Linked DNA regions of Mus musculus: region 1 is linked to region 2. A link is a contact called in ENCODE Hi-C or POLR2A ChIA-PET data. All regions are on one chromosome and are shown on one strand. The core of a region is the stretch at or near the end of the contact, and the rest is flanking DNA. Distances in the headings are between cores, read along the strand shown.

Region 1 (5,682 bases), core at 1,354-3,853, 36 kb after region 2:
TGGTTAGGAGAAACGTTCAGAGTGGGCAGAAGGCAGTGTCTGTACCTGGAGTCCCCAGCTCTACATTGGTCACCTCCCGTGGGTATGCTGTGACTGGCAATCTCTTTGCTGATTGGGAATCAGCTAACCCCGAATAAAAGCTGAACCTCTGGGATTCTCCCAAGGCCCAGTTCTCCTATAAACACTTGATACCATCTGCAAAAAGGTTCAGACCCAAAATGTTTTCAAGCCAGGAGTATGGTTCAGAGGCTGTGCCCACGTGGTGGTGGTGGTTGTTTATGAAGGAATAATCTTTCCGTTGCTGAGGTACGGTCATCATGTCACTGTCCCCAGATGCTGTGTCTGTTGCATTCCTGGAAGCCAACTCTGTCCTTCAGCGTTGCCATAGCGCCTAACAGCCCTGCCTTCGCCAGCACACTTGAGGATTGACTCTTATTTGTTGATCTAAAATAATTTTTCGAAGAGAGATGAGGATTCCCCAGCCTGTTCTATTTATGGATTTTGCATCTGAGGAAATACCTGTTTTAGAACGTTTGTCTCACTTGCAAGATCCTAAATAAGATGGGCGTGGTGGCTCACGCCTGTAATCCTAGCACTTGGGAGACTGAGACTGGAGGAGAGAGAGTTCGAGGACAGCCTAGGCTACATAACAAGAAAAAAAAGAAAGAAAGAAAGAAAGAAAGCGTGACTGTTCCAGAGCAGCTTTTGGTTCTGGGGAAACAAGTTAATGTTTGTGAGAGACGCTCTAAATCAAATGCTCGAATGCCAGAATCTCCCGAGCAGCAGAGCTTTCCGGCTGCCTCCCTATCCCGTTTTCCCAGAACCTCTGCTGGGCAGAGCTGAGGCAGCTTGTTTGGGGGGTATCCCTCGCTCCACGCTTCCTTCCTCTACAGAGTTCAGCTGACCTGCGCCAGGCCAAACATTGTTAGCTCCTTCCTCGCTGGAGGAAAGTCCCTGTGGCCCATTTTCTGAGCAGTGCTTTTCCATCCTTTCGTAATCTCTCACTGTGACCTTGAGGGGCAGGGAGAGAAGGCTTTGGCCAGGGCGCCTTTCACGTGGAGCCCAAGGCCTGGTGTCTGTGTCCTGGTGTCATATACTAGCTGTGCCAACAGCCTACATCCTTCTGTGCTGGCACTGACCTGCATCCGGTGTGTGTGTGTGTGTGTGTGTGTGTGTGTGTGTGTGTGTGTGACTAGAGAAAGGCCCTGAAACGAGAGACAGAGTAAGAAAAAGCACAAAGAGTCAGTTGACTTTTCAATCCTAGAGGAGAGAGAGAGCAGGAAGAAGGAGGAGCAGGCGGAGAGTGACCCACACAGCCAGGTCACATGGCTGGTTCCTCTCTCTCTGCAGCCTTCATCTCCCCTCACCCTGGACAGGGTGGCAGAGACTTGCCAGCGTACCTCATCAGATGAAATGAAGGGGAAATCTGATTTGCCTCTAATTGGACTTACTGCAGGCAATTAGGGTTAAGCTGGCATGAGGGGGCTGCCAGAGAGGGGGATTTTCAGGGCTGCTTTATCACAGACCTGGGAAAGTCAGCCGGAGCTCAAAGTGGTTGTAAATCAGGATATTGACCTATAGTATCATCTTTAAATCAGACCATTTTGCCTGAAAATAACCAGTGTATGAACTGACACATTATATACATATATGTATATCATATACATTTATATATAATAGATTCCACTTGGCATACAGCTTGTGCTGTGTATATTCTAACTATACACTAATTATTGTTTATTCACTTGGAGGGTGAGATACACATACATTTATATATTGTGCACATAAACTGTATATAGGACTGGAGAGATAGCACAGTACAGAATACTTGATTAGCATATAAAAGGTCCTGAGTTCAAGTTCCACAATTGAAAAAAAGACCTCATGTATATGTATGTATGTGTATATAGATAGATAGATATAGATATAGATATGTAATCTGGTATATATTATATGATATAGAATATTTTTTAAAGATAGGGTTTCTTGCTGGGTGGTGATAGCACACACCTTTATCCCAGCACTGGGGAGGCAGAGGCAGGCGGATCTCTGAGTCCAGCCTGGTCTACAGAATTAGTTCCAGGACAGCCAGGGATACACAGAAAAACCCTGTCTCAACAAACAAACAAACAAACAAACAAACAAGATATGGTCTCTCATTAAACCCAGAGCTTACTGATTTAGCTGGGCTGGCTGGCCATCAGGCTTCAGGGATAAAAGCCTGTCTTCCCACTGTCACTGCGGTTAGAGGCATGTGCTCCCACGCTAAGTCTTTTACTCAGGTCGCGGTGCTTGTACAGTGATCACTTTACAGACTGAGCCATCCCCCAGTCCCAGGGCCACCACCTTCATTCAGCATCATACAAGTTCTCATTTGTTATCGGGACAGCAGTATGAATGCTTCAAATGCTGTATCCATGTGCGTGTGCGTGTGCGTGTGCGTGTGTGTGTGTGTGTGTGTGTGTGTGCGCGCGCGTGCACATGTGTCCAAGTAGCACCCGCAGCTCATAGCATTGTTCTTCTTAGGCCACCTAAATCTTCCCCTCCCCCAGGGACAGAGCCTGCCACCTGCTTTCGTTATAGCAACTGCCATTTCTGTTTCCATTTCTGGTGCCCAGTGACCTCGAAGAGAGCTGTTAAGGAGAAACATACAGACACATGGTCTTTATCAGCTGGTGGGAAGCTGCTTAGACACAATGTGGCCCCAGTGTTCCTGGCGACAAATGCAGCCTCCTCAGAGACAACATTTTCCTCTGGGTGTATTAAGAAGAACATATTTTCTACTATAGACCTTTTTATTTTGTTGGCACTCATCCACTCCAGCAGATGTTAATAGACCCGCTGTTCCGCATGTTCAGGGCAGGGCTGATTTTGTAACCTGGGTCCTTCATTGCTATTCTCCCTCAACAGGCCGACTGACTGACATAACTCCCAGGTGTGCAGACCTTCCTGAAGGAGTCAGAGACATGGGGGACATGGCCCCAACTCCTTTAATTCTGAAGAAGACTGTTATCCAGAGCCTGGTAGCATTTGTTCTGGGGTTACCTGCAAAGATCAAACCAACCAAACTTCTGCCGTTAGATGGGAGGGAAGAGGTACTCTGCCGGCCCCACCCTTACGAAGGAGAAGTTAGTATCTGCTAAAGGAGGAAGAATTTTTTTTTTTGAGGATGTAGCCATTAGCTACATAGGCTTTCTATGCTCCTGTGGATGGCTTCATGCCTGTGCACTACTGGACTTACTGGGTTGTCAAAAGACAAAAACAAAAATAAAAAAACAAACAATGTTGGGAGGACTTGTAGAAGAGATATGGGGGTGTGGTCATATTACATTGGAAACATGTATGAAATTCTCAAGAAAAAAAGAAAACCATGTGTGGATATATAATAGATCTAGTACTATATAGTACTATAAGTTAGAAAAAAAGAGAATTGTCCTATAACAAGTTCATTCCCCTGACAGCTACCCCTCCCACATGGTGACAACAGTAAGCTACAGACCTCTGACTAGGTAGGCTCCATCTTCCAGGGCCATACTGGGATGGTTTCCAATACCTGAATCTGGGAACACAGTCAAACTGTGGCAACACCGCCCTTCCGTCATTGGCTTCAAGACTCACCAGCAACGCCACCGATGGCTCCTAGTCTTTGGCTCTCAGCTGGCCAACGTTGCCACTTTGTGGCAGCTCAATCCTGTTACCTCCATTAGCAGTGAGTGCCCTTCTACCTGCTTCCCACGTGTTCACTCATCCCCTAACCTAGCTTATGGGTATTGAGCAATGTCACCTCTCATTTTTTGCTCTATTGCTAACACAGTTATCGGTCTATATTCACAGGGGATTGGCTCCATGAGTCCCAGGGATACTAAAATCTATAAGCACTCAAGTACCATGTCTAAAACATGGTGTACTCGCACAGACGCCACTCCTCTTCCTCCACTTAAACAATCTCTATGTTACATATAATATCGGTCACAATATGAATAGTTGTCATATTGTTTAAGGAGTCATGACAAATAAAACGTCACTACGTGTTCAGTGCATGCACAATTTTTTTTAAAAATATTTTTCAACGTAAGGTCAGCTGAATTCGCAGATATAATACCAATATACGTAGAGAGCAGACTTGTGTGTGTGTGTGTGTGTGTGTGTGTGTGTGTGTGTGTGTGTGTGTGTCCAGTCCTTGGCAACCTGTTTAGCAGTAGGAATAATACTGACACAAATATATAGAAAGGATCACTTAGGTTTCAAGCTTTCATGTAGCATATTGTCTGCTCAGTCATGTATAAGGCCATACTATACTCTTTCCCATTAGATGAATGCGGTTTAAGAGGAAAAGAAATGGCTTAAGGAGACAGAATGGGTGTTTGATGCCAGGGACCCACATGGTGGGAAGAGAAAACTGACCAGAGGAATGGAATCAAACTGGTTTCTCTGATAGGCTCTACGTCTGTCTTACAGATAACAAGCCATGGCCAACCGTAGTGTCTCTCTCTTTATGCTTCACCCTTCTGGTGTCCATGTTCTTTTCAAATGTCTCCTCAAATCTCTACCCCTCACCATTCTGTTTCCGCCATTCTAATGAGCATTTCTGGGTTGGGAAACCCAATGGTGGCTGTGTAATTTGTGAGGTGGTTTTCCTATATTTGTGTCTCACTAGATAGTGGTACTGGGGATTATGAGACCTTGTCAGCAAGGAGTGACACACGACACCAAGAAAAAGCACAGATAAATCTCAGTAGCCAAGTCTTCCGGTGGTCAGAATGCCCCTTTGTGGTTAAGCATCCTTGAAGCTAAGGCTAGGTTCTTTCTGCCATGTCGGAAGTTCAGGCCCTAGAGAACACTCCATGCTGCCAGATACTAACACTAATTAAGAGTCTACATCCTCAAAAGACTCCCAGCTTCATTATAACATCATTTGCGTGGTTGGTTTGACTCACAATTCCTTGTGAGCTTTTCAAGAGGATCGTGGGTCAGATATACCTTTCAGGGGAAATCTGATCCACCATGATTTTTTTTTGGGGGGGGGAGGTATATGTTATGGGATTTACCTTATAAATATTCACAAAAAGTCTTTAAAATGCAGAACACAAAATCTAGTAAGCTGCTATCCCCCACTCTGGAGTGCTCCTCCCCAGTATAGTATACCTTGCTCTGTACCTCCCTTGGCTAGATACGCTTCTTTGAGAAATGTCTCCAGCTCTTGGCTGAATTCTTTCCTTTGAGAAGATGAGATTCAGGGAGAAACCCTTTTTAGATTTGCTGTCAGTTGACTTCGGGATCCTTAGGATTGGTGAAACAAACAGGACAGTGGTTTTAGTGACTCCCTCCTCAACCGGGAGAGGACGCAGGCTCTTTTCCTATCACTTAAAGCATGTTCCAGGGCTCGGTCATCACCAGCTCCAAACTCACCTGCCCCTCTCTCTGAGTGGCTACCGCCCAGGCTTTCCCATCCTTGGATTGCCTGCCTTGATTTCTGCTTGACTCCAGCAGGGTTTTCTGTTACCCGAATCCCTGTTTCGCCTCTGGCCGATGGCCCCTACTGTCTCTTGGCTCCCTTGCTCTGTAATCTGTAGGTTGCATGTACCCATGGGCACTCAGGGAGTCTCCCAGACCCTGTCACATGGACCCAGCTGCCTCCGTGCTGAGGAGAGGTGCTCTAAAGGGACACACAGATCAGCTTTT
Region 2 (5,807 bases), core at 2,388-4,887:
ATTTTAATAACAGGGTAGAGAGGGCTCTGGGACTCGCAGCCAAGAGATGTGTATCTGCAGCAGGATAAGACTTCAGGTAAGAGAGCCCTAAAGAGCAGCAGCTTCCACTTAACAGCGAATATTGCTCTCTTGGAGGGAGGGGGCTTCTTCAGCATGGGGTTCCTTCAGTTCTCCATACGTCTCCCTGTCTTAAGTTTATGGAATCGGCAGAGCTCTGAAAGCTAGTAGGAGTGTCCAGGATGCTGGATAAAAAAAGGGGATGATTACCGGGCTAGCCTCAGCTTCTCATGAGTAAAACTAATTGCTTTGCTTCATGTGAGACCACCAGAAAAAGCCCTGGGGCTTGCCACAGTAGCACGGAGAAGGAAAATTTGTCTGCCTGGTCAAGTCTTCCTCAGATTGACGTTATGATAGGCAGAGTCTGCGTGCACACTTAGTCTGCTCTCTCCTGAGAGAGGAGGCCAGACCAGGAAATAGTTGCAGGGGCATCTGTGCTGTGCTCGGCCACCCATGAAGCAGCCAGCCTCCTTCTCTGTCCACTTGCCCATGGCCCCACAAGTCTGACCTGAACTCAGTGTACCTGCTTAGGTAGTGGGTCCCACGGCGCCTTGATCTTCCACAACAGGGAAGCCCCGGGGCAGACGGTGAGAGGCCCATGATGCAAGGCACAGAGCAATGTGCTGCTGTGGGCTGTGCCTGAAAGCGACTAGAAGCAGGAACATCGGCACAATGGGCCCGGCCTAGCCAAGCGGGTAAAATGTCAGGGCACTGTAATCTCTGCAACAAGACGGTGTGAAACTTGGTGAGACTCATTTCAACTAGATCGAAGTTCTTCCTGACCAAAGACTATGGTTGTGGTCAAATGAGTCTCTCAAAGACTCATTAGTGACTTGAAGTGATGGGGGCGGGGCCATGCAAATACCCTTGGACACATACTGCGTAGGTCAAAATGATTGCCCAAGCTGCAGCCATTACGTCCACAATCCTGCTAACAGCAGCATCAGGGTTGACAACCAAACTTGGTAGAAAGGAAAGGCAGTTCTCCACTTGCTTCTGAAAAACTGCATATGACCTATGTGACGTTTCACTTTATTCTGGGTGCCCTCACGCCGAGCTAACAAAGTATCAGAAAGTTAGATCAGGATATAGGGGTCAACAGGTAGCTTGTCCTCCATTAGGGTGGGGAGCCTTGAGCCAGCTGCAGGGTGCACTCAACCATCAGTGTGTTCCTATTTCGCAAGGACACGGGGGCTAAGGAAGGAGATTGGAGGAGGGGGTGCACATAGGTATGGGAGGGATAAGAGGAAGCCAGGGTACAAGGAAGTATGAAAGAGAGATGAGTGTGATGCCAGAAGAAGGGGGCCATAACATGGATCCACCAGCTGATTGGGTGCATCAAAACCACCCAGCCTCCATGGGCAACCGATGAGGGTGAGTGGGAGAGCAATTCTTGCCAGCAGCCTCTATCAGCTGCAGCTGACCTCATGCTCCGATCACCCTTAACATGCCCTCCCACCCAGCCTGCAAACACTCCTGGCTTGCCCATCTTCTGCCCACCCCCGACTCCCACATGCCTGGAGGGTCTATGGTCTGAGTACACCCAATCTGCATGACTCTTCCTCAGGACACTGATGCGATGTGGCCTTATTTGCTCCAGAAAAGCTTCTTGGGGGGCGGGGAGGGGGAGTAAGGGTAGAGGAAATATAAATTAAAACCTTTCCAGTCTTCAAGACATTCGTGACCAAGGGATAGATAGCCCCTATCCTGGCTCTAAGCTTCTCCTGTGACAGCATGTACCAGGGGCTGAAAAAGCCAGGAAGAGAGCCACCCTCTCCACCTAGCGGTAGCCTGAACTAAACAGAAACTAGCCTTGTGGTTTCCCCCAGACCTGTGAGAGCCAAAACCACCAGTTGCCAGGGAGGGCATCCGCTCCTCGGAGGAGGAGTCTGCTCCATTGTCAGGTTCTGTGGCAGAGCATTTGTCAGCTCAGACACGTCAAGGAAATGTCACTCATTGGAAAAGGACCTACTGTGGCCAGATGTCCCTCCCCCCGGGGCAGTGGGTGTCATTCTCTTTCTCTCTGGCTTTCTGTCTGTCTGTCTGTCTCTGTGTATCTGTATTTCTCTCTCTCTCTCTCTCTCTCTCTCTCTCTCTCTCTCTCTCTCTCATGTGTGTGTGTGGTGTATGTTCACACATATTTTTAGAGAGACTTTTTTACTGTGTAAAAAAAGTAGGCTGGTCCTAAACTCTGAACGCTGGACACCTCCTCCTCCTCCTCCTCCTCCTCCTCCTCCTCCTCCTCCTCCTCCTCCTCCTCCTCTTCTAGTCTCGGGATACCAAGGAGCTAGAATGGCAAGCACTTACCACTGTCTGTGCCTGGTGTGCCTCATTTTCGGAAGTCTCCAGCAGTCTGGCTGTAGAGGTTGCAGTGGGATCAGGCTTCTTTCCAGTTCCCTCTCTGACCCTTCCCCATTTCTTCCACAGAGCCTGGGGCTCTGGGCTCCTCTTCCTCCTCCCACAGTCTGTCTCCTGTGGTGTTAAATTTCACCCACACTGGGGTCTTTGTTAAACTGACCTTCATTGTATTTCCTCGTAGCTTTGCCTGACCACAGATGCTGGCCAGAGGCAGGAAACAGAGCTGTCCTTCAGAATGGACCCCAGTGGCATCCATGTCCCATGCTGTGATCATTGTACTGAGGTGTGGCTGCAGAGAGCATCCCTGGCTGGCCACCGGTGGGCACTCATATATTCAGATCTACTTCTCTGTGTGCAAGCACAGGTGTGTGTCCCTCTGCATATGTGTTAGTGCCTGGGGAGCTGAGAGTGACACTGAGCATCTTCTTCAACTACTTTCCTCATTAAAACACACACACACACACACACACACACATACACACACACACACTTATTGTTATATATATGGGTGTTTTGCATGCTCGAGTGTCTTTGCATCACATACATTCCTGATGACCCTGAAGGCCAGGAGAGGACATTGGATCTCCAAGAACTAGAATTACAGATGGTTGTGAGCATCCATGTTGGATGCTGGGACTTGGACCCAGGTCCTCTGGATGAGCAGCTGATGCTCAAAACCTTCAGCTCCATCCTCCTTACTTTTTAGAGAGAGGGCCTCTCAGTGAATCTGGAGCTCCATTTTTGACAGACCTTGGGAACAAGCCCCAATGATCCCGCTGCCTCTTCATCCCCAGTCCTGGGATCACAGGCGCAGCACTGCACTTAGCTCTTATGGGGGTGCAGGGGATCGTGCAAGCACTTTACATACTGAGCTGTTTCCCCAGGTCCCTCAAGTCTGCTTTTCTTAAATGAAAAACCAAACAAAACTCGTTGCGCAGTGAGAGATACGAACACTGAGTGGTGTTGAAGGTGAAGGCCAGTCCTGCCCCAGTTGACTTGGTACCCTTGTTACATGCTCTCATTGGCTAACTGAGTTAGGTGGCTGCTATTTCTCCAAGGACTCTAATTTTCAGTGTTCTGTTACCTGCAGTTACAAATACGCTCATATCAGACAATGCAGTTATAAAGCAAGACAGCAAACGCAAAGGATTACTGTGGTTTATTTTTTGTGTCTTTTGAGATGTGATCTTGCTCTGTAGCCTTGAGGAGCCTAGAGCTCACTATGTAAACCAGGCTGGCCTCAAACTCAGAGAGATTTACCGTCTCTGCCTCCCAAGTGCTAAGTTTAAAGGCATGTACCACCATGCCTGGCTTCTGATTCATTTTAATATTTAAAATTTATTATTATTATTATTATTTTTACAGTGTTAAGGGTTCAGCCTAGGGTCCCGAAGGTGGTAGGCATGTACTTTCCTGGGCTACATCTCCTATTCCTACTTGTTTTTTCTTTTTTAATTTTATTTACTTTATTTGGCTTTGTTTGTTTATGCACAAAAAATGGTTTGCCAGCATGTATGCATGTGTATCATGGGCATACGTGGTACCTGTGGAAGTCAGAAGAGGGCGTCAGATCCCCTGGAACTGGAGTTACAGATGGTTGTGAGTAGCCATGTGGGTGCTAGGACTTGAACCCAGGTCCTCTGCAAGAACAGTAAGCACAACTAACTGCTGAGCCATCTTTCTAGCTCTCTACTCTGAGTTTTTTCTTAAATGCAAAATTTATCTTCAGAAGTGACTAGGAAACTTTTAGAAATAGATCCACAATTTTTCCTTTGGATATAATAGATTCTGAACTGATCCAGCATATACACACTATTTATGTTTCAGAATTAGACCCTTTGAGCCCCCCTGGAAAGTGCATATCCTTTATTGGGAAGGGGGGCAAAGAGTCTCTACTGGTGTAGTAGCAGTGGTGTGTGTGTGTGCGTGTGCGTGTGCTTGTGTGTGTGTGTGTGTGTGTGTGTGTGTGTATGTGTATGTGTGTGTGTGTGTGTGTGTGCACCAGCTCGTGTGAGAAGCAGGAATAGAGGGAGAATTCATCTGGATCATGTGCAAGGAACATAGGATTATGATATTATTTCTGCCTAATGAGGAACCTGCAATGCTAACAGAACAATATTATAGTGTAAAATAGGCCTGCCAGAGAAAGAGGGTGATGGGGACACCTGTCAGTCAGTTAACGCGGGCTGAAAGGGCTTATGGGAAACTATTCCGGAGGAGCTGGCATCTGGCCTGTAGATTGGCTAGTCTTATGGTGGTGACAAAGTGCCCCATGTAAAGAACTTGAGGGAAGATTTGCTGATGCTCACAGCTTCGGAGGCGTCAGTCTGTGGCTGCTTGGCTCCATTCTCTTGACAGAGCATCGTGAAGGTGGGAGGGCGGGATGAAAAAGCTTCTTCATGGCAGAAGCTGAGAGATGGGTACAGGAAGGACCAGGTCAAGATACAACACCACAGAGTCACCCACGGCGACCTAATACTCCGGCTGGTAGCAGCCTCTTACTTTTTGTAGCATCTCCAAGCCATGCTTCCAAATTATAAATCCATCAAGGGGTTGGTTAATCCACTGATTAGCTCAGAGCCCTTAGGATCCAGTCACTTGTCCTCATCCGCCTAGTCAGTGAAGGGACACTTCACACTCCATAACAGCATGCACTTGCCCTTTTGGATGGTTGAATGTCTATGAGAGGACACAATAGAGGGCCTGGGTAGAGGGGACAGCAGCTGCCATGACGGGCCATAGGTCCCTATCCCACTGCCCCTTTCTCTTTGCTTTGGACTCCAAGTCCAGGTCTGTCATGCTCACCTCTTCACAGATGAGTAAGGCTCTCAATGCTCCTGAGCTAGGCTGCAGTCCCCTCTGCTTTGAAGGCCACACAAGAGAAGTTGCCATCCGCTGGAAGCAGTGCTGAGAGAGACTCATCTTGCTTGGCATCTTCTCGTAGGACCACAGGACTCTCTTGCAACATCTTTTAAGTACCTCGAAGTTATGTGCCTGGGAGGGAATGTCCAGGGACGGACACTGTGCAGGCCAAGATCTTCCTAACTTTCTGTCTCTCTACAGTTAGTATGAGGAGGGAGGCAAGGGAGGGAGTGCTCCTCTGTAGTCTCACTGGTTGGTAAAATACTTGCAGCAGGTTGAGGGAGTGAAACAGAGACGCCTCCATAACTATCTGTGCTTTGTATACCTGTCTCTGTTCACTCGTTTTTATTTATCTTTACTGTGAGCTGTGTGTGTCTGTCTAGGGAACCTGGGTTAATGTTCCCCAGAGCATTTCCCTTGCTCTCTGACTCCGATAGTCCATGTGCAGTGTTTACTCAAAGGCCACGCTGTGAACCGTTGGGCAATCCTGCTTTCTGTGAGACAACCTTGGTATCTGCTAGAAGAGATTT

The links. A loop is a pair of places that touch in the nucleus more often than their neighbours do. ChIA-PET counts read pairs that join two places held with the same protein, here RNA polymerase II (POLR2A).
Region 1: a loop to region 2 is called in a map of heart, with 1.8 times the contacts of the local background. The contact joins the enhancer-like site here to the promoter of Lncbate6 in region 2. A Hi-C loop is called at or near these places in 3 of 37 maps with a recorded cell type or tissue (heart and v-Abl transformed pro-B cells). POLR2A ChIA-PET finds 5 or more read pairs at or near these places in 2 of 5 experiments (Patski and embryonic stem cell).

What each region holds. Positions count from the first base shown.
Region 1 is chr13:37,501,554-37,507,235 of GRCm38, reverse strand. All of the region lies in intron 2 of Gm30863 (a long non-coding RNA gene), which reads left to right. Among named protein-coding and RNA genes, the nearest start is that of Gm29590, 4.2 kb to the left of the region's middle. Within about 2 kb of position 2,603, at least 2 of the 3 ENCODE cell types and tissues checked have a DNase peak (open chromatin) inside an H3K27ac peak, as active enhancers do; they include heart, where a contact is called at or near this core.
Region 2 is chr13:37,537,966-37,543,772 of GRCm38, reverse strand. Lncbate6 (a long non-coding RNA gene) reads right to left here and starts at 3,637. Exons shown (of 3, transcript XR_382205.2): 1 at 2,365-3,637; 2 at 581-777.